Regions from separate parts of the Homo sapiens genome. Here all the other regions are linked to region 1. A link is a contact called in ENCODE Hi-C or POLR2A ChIA-PET data. All regions are on one chromosome and are shown on one strand. Each heading gives the region's core, a stretch centred on a gene start or an enhancer-like site at or near the end of the contact. The rest is flanking DNA. Distances are from core to core; before and after follow the strand shown. Region 1 holds the start of SMPD4 (sphingomyelin phosphodiesterase 4). Region 2 overlaps LOC105373618 (a long non-coding RNA gene). Region 3 holds the start of RAB6C (RAB6C, member RAS oncogene family).

Region 1 (3,077 bases), core at 278-2,777:
GGGGTCCCAAAGATTATAGGCGTGAGCCAGGGCGCCCAGCCCCAAACTGTCTTGATTCCCGACGTTGTAGGATGAAGGCCTGAGTGAAGAGGTGGAGGGGAGCTAAGCGGAGGAGCCCTACCCAGCCTGGACCACCCTGGGGTACGCACTCTGCGTCCACCTGACCTGGACGTGCCTCCTAAGGCTGGCAGCGAAGCCCAGGAGCAGAGCCCACGGATGGGCCCTGCAGGTGCTGGGCCTAGACCGACAGACAGGCCTGGCCACTCAGGGCCACGCCGCCGCTGTGCCGCGCCTGCCCCCTCCCCGCCCGCCACCCCCGCCACTGGGGCAGGGACAGCGGGCCCAGCTCTGACCTCGGGTCTCGGGCACGCTCGACGTGGGCAGAGACACGGCCGCAGGGTCCTGGGGCTCGCTCGCTAGCCTCTGCCCGGCACACATGGACTTGAGCATCTGGAAGACGGCGAGGGGGGCCACGTTCAGCTTCAGCAGGTCCACCAGGATCCTGGCGGGGACAGACGCGGGGCCGGTGAGCCCTCTCCGCCCGGCGCGGCCACCTCCCTGAAGACCCGACAAGGACGGGGGCGGGGGCTCCTCCCGACCAGCGGGCCGGGCGTACCCGGAAAGCAGAGGTCGGGGGGTGTCTGGCTAGCATGCGGCCCCCACCCGCCCCGCTCACTTGAACACGTCGGGGTCGATAGCGCCGCCCGCCGCCTGCGCCAGCTCGTACAGCTCCATCTCCTCGGTGCTCAGCACCTTCTTCCGCCGCAGCGCCAGCTTCTGCCGGGCCGCCTCCAGCCCCGGGGGCGCCGCCGACCCCGGCCCAGGCCCTACGCCCTGCGCCGCCATCCCCGCGGCCCGCGGAAAGGTGCGCTCCGCCCCGCCGCGCCCCCTAGCGGCTGCGCCCACCACCCTCTCCCTGCAGCGTCAACGTCTGGCCTCCCGGGCTGCCCTGGCGGGAGGGGCGGGAGCGCGGGGACGGGGCCGCCTCCGCGGCGTCATTGAAGCCCAACAGTTATTGGGCGCTCACGGTGTGCTGAGCGGCGCTCTAGGAGCCGGGAGTGGCATGGCGGACCGCAGGGGTCCGCTGCTTGGCGATCTGGGCCTCCCTGATAGACTGCATTGGTCGTGCTCGCTTAGGTGGCAGCACCCAGCCCAGTGCCAGGCATACATTGGGCGCTCGGTAAATGCCTCTTTCAAGAAAGCGTGCAATTTTCTGGTCCGCACCGGTGCACCACTAGGGGTCGCTTTTCGGGGCGGGCGGGGGGAAGGGGGGGGCACTAATCAACAATACTGCTTACGCGCACGCGGATTCCTTGCTGGGGAGAAAGTACCTTGGGGCGCCGGAGGCCGCCACAACGCAGGCGCATTCAGCTAAGGACCACTCCCTCCCCCGCACTCCTGCCTCGCCATTTCTCTTCCCCGCCCGGCCGGCCTTCGCTTTGCGCACGCGCCTTTTGAGGTAACGGCCCAAAGAGGTGGAAGCGCTTTTCCCGCCCGGCCGCGGGGCGTGGCTCTGCGCGCAGCTTGATGACGACTTTCGGCGCCGTGGCGGAATGGCGGCTTCCATCTCTGAGGCGAGCGACGCTATGGATCCCACAGGTGAGTGGCGCGGGATGCGCGCCTGAGACGGTCCGGCGCCCTGGGGGCTTCCCCGAGCCCCTGCGGAGGCCATCTCCGTTCCTCCGCGAGCCCCAGGACTCGGGCCGGCCAGCCGGCTCTGCCCAGGCAGGGCAGGCTGGGGAGTGGAGGGCCCCGGTTGAGTCTTCTGCCACCCCTCTGGGCCATGCCTTTGTGCCACCTTCCCGCGCGGCTCGTACACTCTGTCCCGGTCCGGTAGGTGTTCGCTGAAGGTTAACCTTCGTTGAAGGAATTGAGGGAAGGAGAGCTTTGTGTTGAAGTTGAGCCTTGGGCTCAACAGGCGGTGTGGGTGTAAGAGCCGGGTGTGGGTCCCAGCTCGACCCTTCCCCTGTGTGCTCCACATCTCCGAGCCTTGGTTTTGGAGGCTCCCGAAGCCCAATTGGCAGGAGAGTTGGGAACAAGTGGGCGCGTGCTGTTAAGGGAGGTCTTGGCATGACAGAATTTGCTTGGAATGATTAGCGTTGCCCAAGGGCTGTCGCTGTCAGAAAAACAAAACAAAACAAAAAACAAACGGGGTCCGAAGCAGCTCCTGGAGAAAATAGGTGTTGGAGAGTCGCCATGAAGTGGACTCTAGGTGCATGGCACGCAGAGACCTGTGACGGGGGAGGGTGGCCATGGCAGAGTCAGATAACAGGGGTGTGGGAGACACCTCTTGGGAATTCTCGGGTTTGAATTTCCTTTCTTGGAAATTTCCTAGAAATTCCTCTGGGCCTCATTCTTTCAGTCGCTGCCCATGAAAGCTTCTTCTGAGCAGAGATGCTCTCCCCTTCATCGTCTCTAGAGCTCCGCACTTACCGAACAGTCCACAGTTTAATGCTGCTTTGATCATTTTGTAGTAGTGCAGCGTTTTCTTGACCAAGTGCCTTAGGACTGAGGCGTTTTTCTTTAACACTGCAGTTGATAGCTAGGTTAAGAATTGAGGCCGGGAGCGGTGACTCACGCCTGTAATCCCAGCACTTTGGGAGGCCCAGGCGGGTGGATCACGAGGTCAGGAGTTCAAGACCAGCCTGGCCAAGATGGTGAAACCTCGTCTCTAGTAAAAAATACAAAAATTAGCCGGGCGTGGTAGCGGGCGCCTGTAATCCCAGCCACTTGGGAGGCTGAGTAAGAGAATTGCTTGCACCCGCGAGGCGGAGGTTGCAGTGAGCTGAGATCGCGCCACTGCACTCCAGCCTGTGCGACAGAGCCCAGAGCGAGACTCCGTCTGAAAAAAGAAAAAGAGAAAGCTGGCCGGGCGCAGTGGCTCACGCTTGTAATCCTAGCACTTTGGGAGGCTGAGGCGGGCGGATCACGAGGTCAGGAGATCGAGACCATCCTGGCTAACACGTGAAACCCTGTCTACTAAAAATACAAAAAACAATTAGCCGGGCGTGGTGGCGGGCGCCTGTAATCCCAGCTACTAGGGAGGCTGAGGCAGGAGAATGGCGTGAACCCGGGAG
Region 2 (3,077 bases), core at 252-2,751, 210 kb before region 1:
GGGTGTTTTAAAACCCTTCTAGACGATTCTCTTTTTTTTTGAGACAAAGTCTCGCTCTGTTATCCAGGCTTGAGTGCAGTGGCGCCATCTCAGCTCACTGCAACCTCTGCCTCCCAGGTTCAAGCGATTCTCCTGCCTCAGCCTCCCAAGTAGCTAGGACTATAGGCACATGCCACCATGCCCGGCTAATTTTTGTATTTTTAATAGAGACGGGGTTTCACCATATTGATCAGGCTGGTCTCCAACTCCTGACTTCATGTGATCCATCCGCCCCTGCCTTCCAAAGTGCTAGGATTACAGGCGTGAGCCACGGCTGGGAAGGAGACCCAAGGCTCACTGCCCAGGGGCAAAGGCTGTGCAGATGGAAGGGCCAGGCTAGAGGAGGTGACCAGCCTAATAAGTGATTGGTGAGTGGCAGAGTGGTGCTGTAATCTATCTGTCCTGACTCCAAAATCTTTCAGAATCCCCAAATCATGCAAATTACCTTAAAGACCACGAGACTTCCACAGACCATGCATGGGTCTTATATTCTTGGCTGAGCTCTCTCATTTGATCTTCACTGTAGTCCTATGAAATTGGCACCTGTACTTTGATCTCCGTTTTCTGGATGAGAAAAATGGGGACTTTGCCATATTAAGCAACGTGCCCAGCAGCACGCAGCCAGGAGCCCAGAAAGCCTGACGCTGGAGGCGCCCCTGCGTGAGCTGCAGCGCTGAGATGTGCTGTGAGTATAAAATTCTCACCGGATTTTGAAAACGTAGTCCTAAAAACAAGTAAAATATCTAATGAACAATTGTTCATATTGATTAATCGGTTAAATAATATTTTTGATACACTGGGTCACAAATCAATCTCATGTCTTTTTGCTTTTTCAACGTGGAAACTGGAAAATCTAAAAATGTGGGTTGTGTCTTCTTCCCAGTGGACAGCGCTGCTGGAAGCCTGCCCCTCCCCGCGCTCGGTCCAGGGACGCTGGCGTTTCTGCGCAGCCGTGCCAGCAGCCGCGAAAGCGCCAGGCAGGGCTCAGGCTTTCTGTTTGGGATTCATGTCCAGGTGCCGGCCTGATCCTGAGCAGGCGCTTCAGGTGCCCGAGAGTCCATTCCCAAATCTGAAGAAGGGGCGAGGGACTCTCCTCACAGAGAAGCGTCCAGCACAGCGCTAGGGAGGGCGGGGGTGCGGGGTCCGGTTGGGAGGACGACGAAGGCGGACGTGGCGGCGCTCAGGGAGGCTCGCCCAGGGCCCGTGCGCGTTCCAGACCCCCGGCGAACGGAAACGGTAGAACCTCCCTAGAATTGACACGAAATAAGCCACGTAAGGGGCTGGGAGAGGAGCCATGTAGAAACTGATACAGTGCTGCCGGCGAACCGGGTGGCCGCCAGAAGATTCCTGCGGGCCGCACAAGTCTCAGGGGCTGTGGGGAGGGGCCAGGGGCCCGCAGGGCTGCCTGTCACTCTGGCCCCGCCCCGCCCCAACGCCGCCTGCTGCTGTCACCGCTATGCTATGACATAGGATATATGTCCTATGATATAGCTGGGCCATAGCTATGAAAACACGGCAGTGCTTAAGTAGATCAAAGCGGCTGTTCAGAAAGTATGGGCTCCTCCACGGGTGCAGTTCGCAGAGCAGCTCTGGGGAGACACGCTGAGTCGTCTGTCAGCACGAGGGGACTGGTGGGCACCGGAAAATGGGGATGAGAAGAAGGGCGTTAAGGGGCGTTGGCGCAGGTGACAGGCTGCAGATCAGCGCCCGAGGCTGCAGCACACTCCCACCGCGGGCCGGAAGGGCAGGGACTGCACGGGTACCCTGGGGACAGAGTGCAAGTGACCCCCTGTCCGCCACCCCAGAGTACAGCGTGTAACTGTACACCCTGGAGGTTCCCCAGCCAACCTCCTGGGTTTCAGGCAGGTGGCCAGGGTGGGTGTGGGTCCGAAGGGAGACCCCAGCCAGGGCGCATTGGCTGCAGCCCTAAACCCCCGCAGGTCTGTGTAGCTCCCCCAGCCACTCAGCCGCCCTAAACAAGGAAGCTGGAAGCAGACATCCCTGGGTGTGTTCAGCTGCCCAAGGCCACCAGCACCTTGTGTGTTTCCTTCTTCCTGCTTGGCAGGGAGCAGCTGGAAGCCATCTTGTCCTGAGACTGGTTGTTTCATGGCCGCAGATGGCTGCACTCCACCAGGAAGTAGAAGGAACACAGGCCGCCTTGCAAGCCTGTCTTGTGTGGAAGAAACCACTTCCCTAGGAGACCAGAACTAAGTCACTTGACTCCTCTCAGCTGCAAGAAAAGTGGGCAGCCCTGATGGGCACACCCTCGATTCCCATCTGAGGCTGGCACGGTTGCTGCCGGGTGGGTGGGAGGTATGTCAGCAAGTGGGGGTGGCTGGGTGGGAGGACACTGTGAGGGCCTGGGTCACCAGTGACCCCAGAAACTGCAATGCACTCCAGGTAGGTAGTCTGCATTGCTCATCACAGTTTTTCAGTGCCCTAGAATGCCTGGCAAAGAATCTGCTTTTAAACACAGGTTAAACTATGATGACGCTCAGTCGATGGGAGCTTGTCATTTGGGCAGAAAGTATGCAGTCCACTATTGGGGCTTCTGGGACTGAGATATGGGAACACTCACATCTTGGGCTTGGAGAAAGATCCCAGTTACAACTGAAGTGATTCTAAAGTACCAGGTTAGCTCATCTTCTAGCATTTTTTCCTCCTAAGTAAAAGGCTTTAAAAGCATGAAAGATTTGGGCTCCTTAGCAGGGCTTGAGCCTTCAGAGGTGGAAGTGATCCACCCAGCTAACCACCCCACACGAGCCAAGCAAGTGTTAAACTCTTCCCAAAAGAGCCGCTTGGCAGGACACCATCTAAGGGCAAAGGCTTTAGAGGTGGGTGAGTTACACTATGCTCAGTGGTGCTGCGGGCCCAGAGCACTGCCATGGTCTCCCAAGCTTGTCAAGATCCTAGTTACCCAGAGCATTCACAGCCTACTGTTTGCACTAACTGAAAATACTTAAGTGAATGAGAAAGTCCTCATTCATCCCTTGGACAAGGAGGAAGCCCCATGGCACGCACTGTAGACCCTGCTCCCA
Region 3 (3,077 bases), core at 238-2,737, 200 kb after region 1:
CGGAAATAGGGAACGGGGTAAGGGAGAGGTGAGAAGAGCAAGGAGAGATAAAGCAGGCTGTGAACATACTGCTCGTTAACCAAGCCATACTCATACTGTTGAGATTTCCATCATTTTGAAGTACATTATCATAACATTAAAAAAGAAAAAAATGTTAAGAAAATGTATCTAATTTTTAAAGTTATCACCGGAATATGCTGAAATAATTTGGCTTTTTGTAAAATATAAATAATGAAGACGCTGACTTTTTTTGTGCTTGTGAAGCTAATAGATCACCTCCACGAGACAGGCAGCAATGATGAATTGCAAAACGTTATTAATGAAGGGAAAAGGTTCAAGCCAATATTCACACTGCAGTCAATGAAAGAGTAAGGGGGCTTCTGAGGAAGGGTTGAAGATGACATGGGAGAGTAGCAGGAACAACCCCCTTCGCTGACTGTTTGCTCCTGAGGCTTTTCCAGTTTTATGTCACTCATGTCTTCTCTGCTTCCGTCCTGTGTGCTTTCCATTCCCGGCAAAGCTGCTGCTACACGTCGAAAGAGCTGCTTTACATTGTATCCAGCTTTTGCCCTAGTTTCAATAAACGTAACATTCAGCCCTTTGGCTTTCCTCTCTCCCTCCTCAACTGACACTTGCCTCTTGTCAGCAAGATCTGTTCTATTTCCTACTAGCGTGATGATAACATCACTTCCTCTTTCTGTTCTGACATCATCAATCCACTTTGTAGTTTGCTGGAATGAGTTAACATTTGTGATATCGTAAACTACTACAGCTGCAGCAGAATCACGGATGTACCTGGGAATGAGGCTACGGAGACGTTCCTGACCCGCCGTATCCCACAGCCGAAGCCCGATTGTTCCATCCTCCAAGTACATAGTTTTTGATAAAAAGTCAATGCCAATTATTGCCTGATAGGTGTTGTCAAAACTGTCATACCTGAATCTGGTGATCAAAGATGTCTTTGCAACGCTTTGCTCCCCCAGGAACACCAGCTTGAATTTCCTCAGCGGATTCCCGAAGTCTCCGCCCGCGGACATGGTGGAACTAGAGGAGCTGTCGCCGCCTCAGCCCAGAGACCTCCCGGACCGATGCTCCTCCAGCCGGCTGACGAAAAAGGCGAGCGGAAGGGCGGGCGCCGAGCTCTCTGCGCCCCTGCAAGGGCCGGTGGAGGAGCCCGGCTGGAGGAGCCCGGCTGGAGGGCAGCAGGGCTCGCCACAGACTGGCAGCCGCCGCCGCCTCCCGGCAGAGTAGCCGAGCACGGAGCGAGGCCCGCGGCTGGGAAGGGAAGGAGGGCGGTGTCGGCAGGAGCCAGGGGTGTGCTTTGGCTTCCCAAGGCTAGGGCCGTTCCCTCCTTCCGCACCCGGCTCAGAGACCTGCGGGAGAGAGACGGAGGGTGGCGGAGCCCAAACCGCAGATGTATCCGGGATCTCTCACGCGCGGCGCTTCGGCTTCCCCAGCCGCCGCCGCCGCAGCCCAACCTGCTGAGTGCGCGAGCCTCTGGCGCAGGGCGAGCCAGGGCGCCTCAACACAGTTTTTTAAATACACAAAACATATGTACTAAAAACAATGGTGCGGTGAAAACAAAATAATGCAAACTAGAAAAAGGACAAAATTGACATTTTAAAAACTTTATTATGTATTATTAAATATATATTAAATAGAAATGTTATAAAATTTAACGTCCCTATCTCCCCGTCTCTGTGAGAGGTCAGAAACCTAACTTTTCTAAGCCACAATTAAGCAAACACATCTGGCCTAATCACATGGACCAACATCTCTCCTAACATCAGGCAGGAAGTTTCAGTAGCTCCTGCAAAACTCTCCCACCTTGCATTTGAACAGAAATGTCAACTGATACAATTACCCAAGACTTGTATTAGACTGAATCTCACAATCACACTCAGCCTGATTATTAACCCTTCTCCTGCATCTTGCTCACCTAAATGTATCTACATTTTCTATGAACTGAAGAGCTTAGAAATGTATGTCGTCCATGTATTATAGTGTAAGTTATTGTAATATAGAAATATGGATTTTCTTTAACTCCCATTTTCTGCCTAGGAAATAGCAATGTTTTTTGAGTATGGCAAGTGTTTCCAAGCATTCAGAAGTGGAGAGTGTAGGATATCCACTGCAAAATGAGGTCTGCTTGTCATCCTCTTAGTCTCCACTGCTATCCCTCCCTCATCTCTCTCTGTTTCATTGGTGAGTATGGAAGATCAGTCACTTTTATATGAAATGAAAATTGATGAAACTAAGGTGTTGATTTGATTATCCAAGCAACCATTTATTGAGTGTTCATTACAAGTCAAATTGTGTTCTGGAGAACAGCTCAGGAAATGAATGTTTGACATCGATGTACATAACAGAAATACGAACATACCATTAAAAACTCAGACCTCTTATGACAATCCAGATTCTCATGTAAGTTTTGTGAAGCTCTTTCAAGATGAAAATGTAACAATTCAAAAAAAATTATTTAAACAAGTCATTCTTGAGACATAAAAATGGAATTAGAAGATCATATATGGCTGTTTCACTAGCTGAAATCTAAAGTACTGTTTTTAGTCAATTAACGGCCATATAATTGTTAGTTTTATATACTGATATTCATCAGAAATTAAAAACTTTAAAAAGTATTTCTGTCTCATTCTACTAATTTTAAAATTTCATTTATTTGGTTATATTTCTTCATTTTACCTGGCCTTGAATACTTCTTTCCTGCCCAGCATTAAGTTTAATTAATGTCTAATTTGTTTACTTGGTTTAGTTACTTTTGATCATGCTTGGTACACTTCTTATGGACCAGGCATGTAGAAATGTTTACAAGTTTATGGTCCTCACTCTTCCAAATCCCTAATGGCGGCACCCAACAGACACATACCACAATGTAAACACATACTCACACGCACCTGCACACCCATACTCACCCACCTACACGCAGACACACACCCATACTCACCCACCTACACCCAGATACACCTGCACTCACCCACACACACCCAGACTCACCCACACACACCTGTAGTCCCCAGCTACTCCCAAGGCTGAGGCGAGAGATGCTTGAATCTGGGAGG

Evidence for each region. A loop is a pair of places that touch in the nucleus more often than their neighbours do. ChIA-PET counts read pairs that join two places held with the same protein, here RNA polymerase II (POLR2A). Pooled maps may share reads with other maps.
Region 2: a loop to region 1 is called in a map of OCI-LY7, with 2.6 times the contacts of the local background. The contact joins the enhancer-like site here to the promoter of SMPD4 in region 1. A Hi-C loop is called at or near these places in 2 of 168 maps with a recorded cell type or tissue (OCI-LY7 and chondrocyte), 6 of 37 single-sample maps with no recorded cell type and 13 of 50 pooled maps. POLR2A ChIA-PET finds 5 or more read pairs at or near these places in 3 of 52 experiments (Panc1, activated B cell and activated T-cell).
Region 3: a loop to region 1 is called in a pooled map, with 3 times the contacts of the local background. The contact joins the promoter of RAB6C here to the promoter of SMPD4 in region 1. A Hi-C loop is called at or near these places in 1 of 50 pooled maps. POLR2A ChIA-PET finds 5 or more read pairs at or near these places in 2 of 52 experiments (H1 and activated CD4-positive, alpha-beta T cell).

What each region holds. Positions count from the first base shown.
Region 1 is chr2:130,180,052-130,183,128 of GRCh38, reverse strand. It overlaps SMPD4 (sphingomyelin phosphodiesterase 4), which reads left to right and starts at 1,527. Exons shown (of 20, transcript NM_017951.5): 1 at 1,527-1,599. It overlaps MZT2B (mitotic spindle organizing protein 2B), which reads right to left and starts at 867. Exons shown (of 3, transcript NM_025029.5): 1 at 677-867; 2 at 354-502. The coding sequence starts at 846. RefSeq lists silencers at 612-1,121, 1,632-1,771 and an enhancer at 1,819-2,615.
Region 2 is chr2:130,389,720-130,392,796 of GRCh38, reverse strand. It overlaps LOC105373618 (a long non-coding RNA gene), which reads right to left. Exons shown (of 2, transcript XR_923330.4): 1 at 485-3,077. Among named protein-coding and RNA genes, the nearest start is that of PTPN18, 35 kb to the right of the region's middle. RefSeq lists a silencer at 1,362-1,431. Within about 2 kb of position 1,501, at least 32 of the 41 ENCODE cell types and tissues checked have a DNase peak (open chromatin) inside an H3K27ac peak, as active enhancers do; they include OCI-LY7, where a contact is called at or near this core.
Region 3 is chr2:129,978,076-129,981,152 of GRCh38, reverse strand. It overlaps RAB6C (RAB6C, member RAS oncogene family), which reads right to left and starts at 1,487. Exons shown (of 1, transcript NM_032144.3): 1 at 1-1,487. The coding sequence starts at 1,037. The coding sequence ends at 273. RAB6C-AS1 (RAB6C antisense RNA 1) reads left to right here and starts at 681. Exons shown (of 6, transcript NR_036537.1): 1 at 681-869; 2 at 984-1,116; 3 at 2,062-2,205.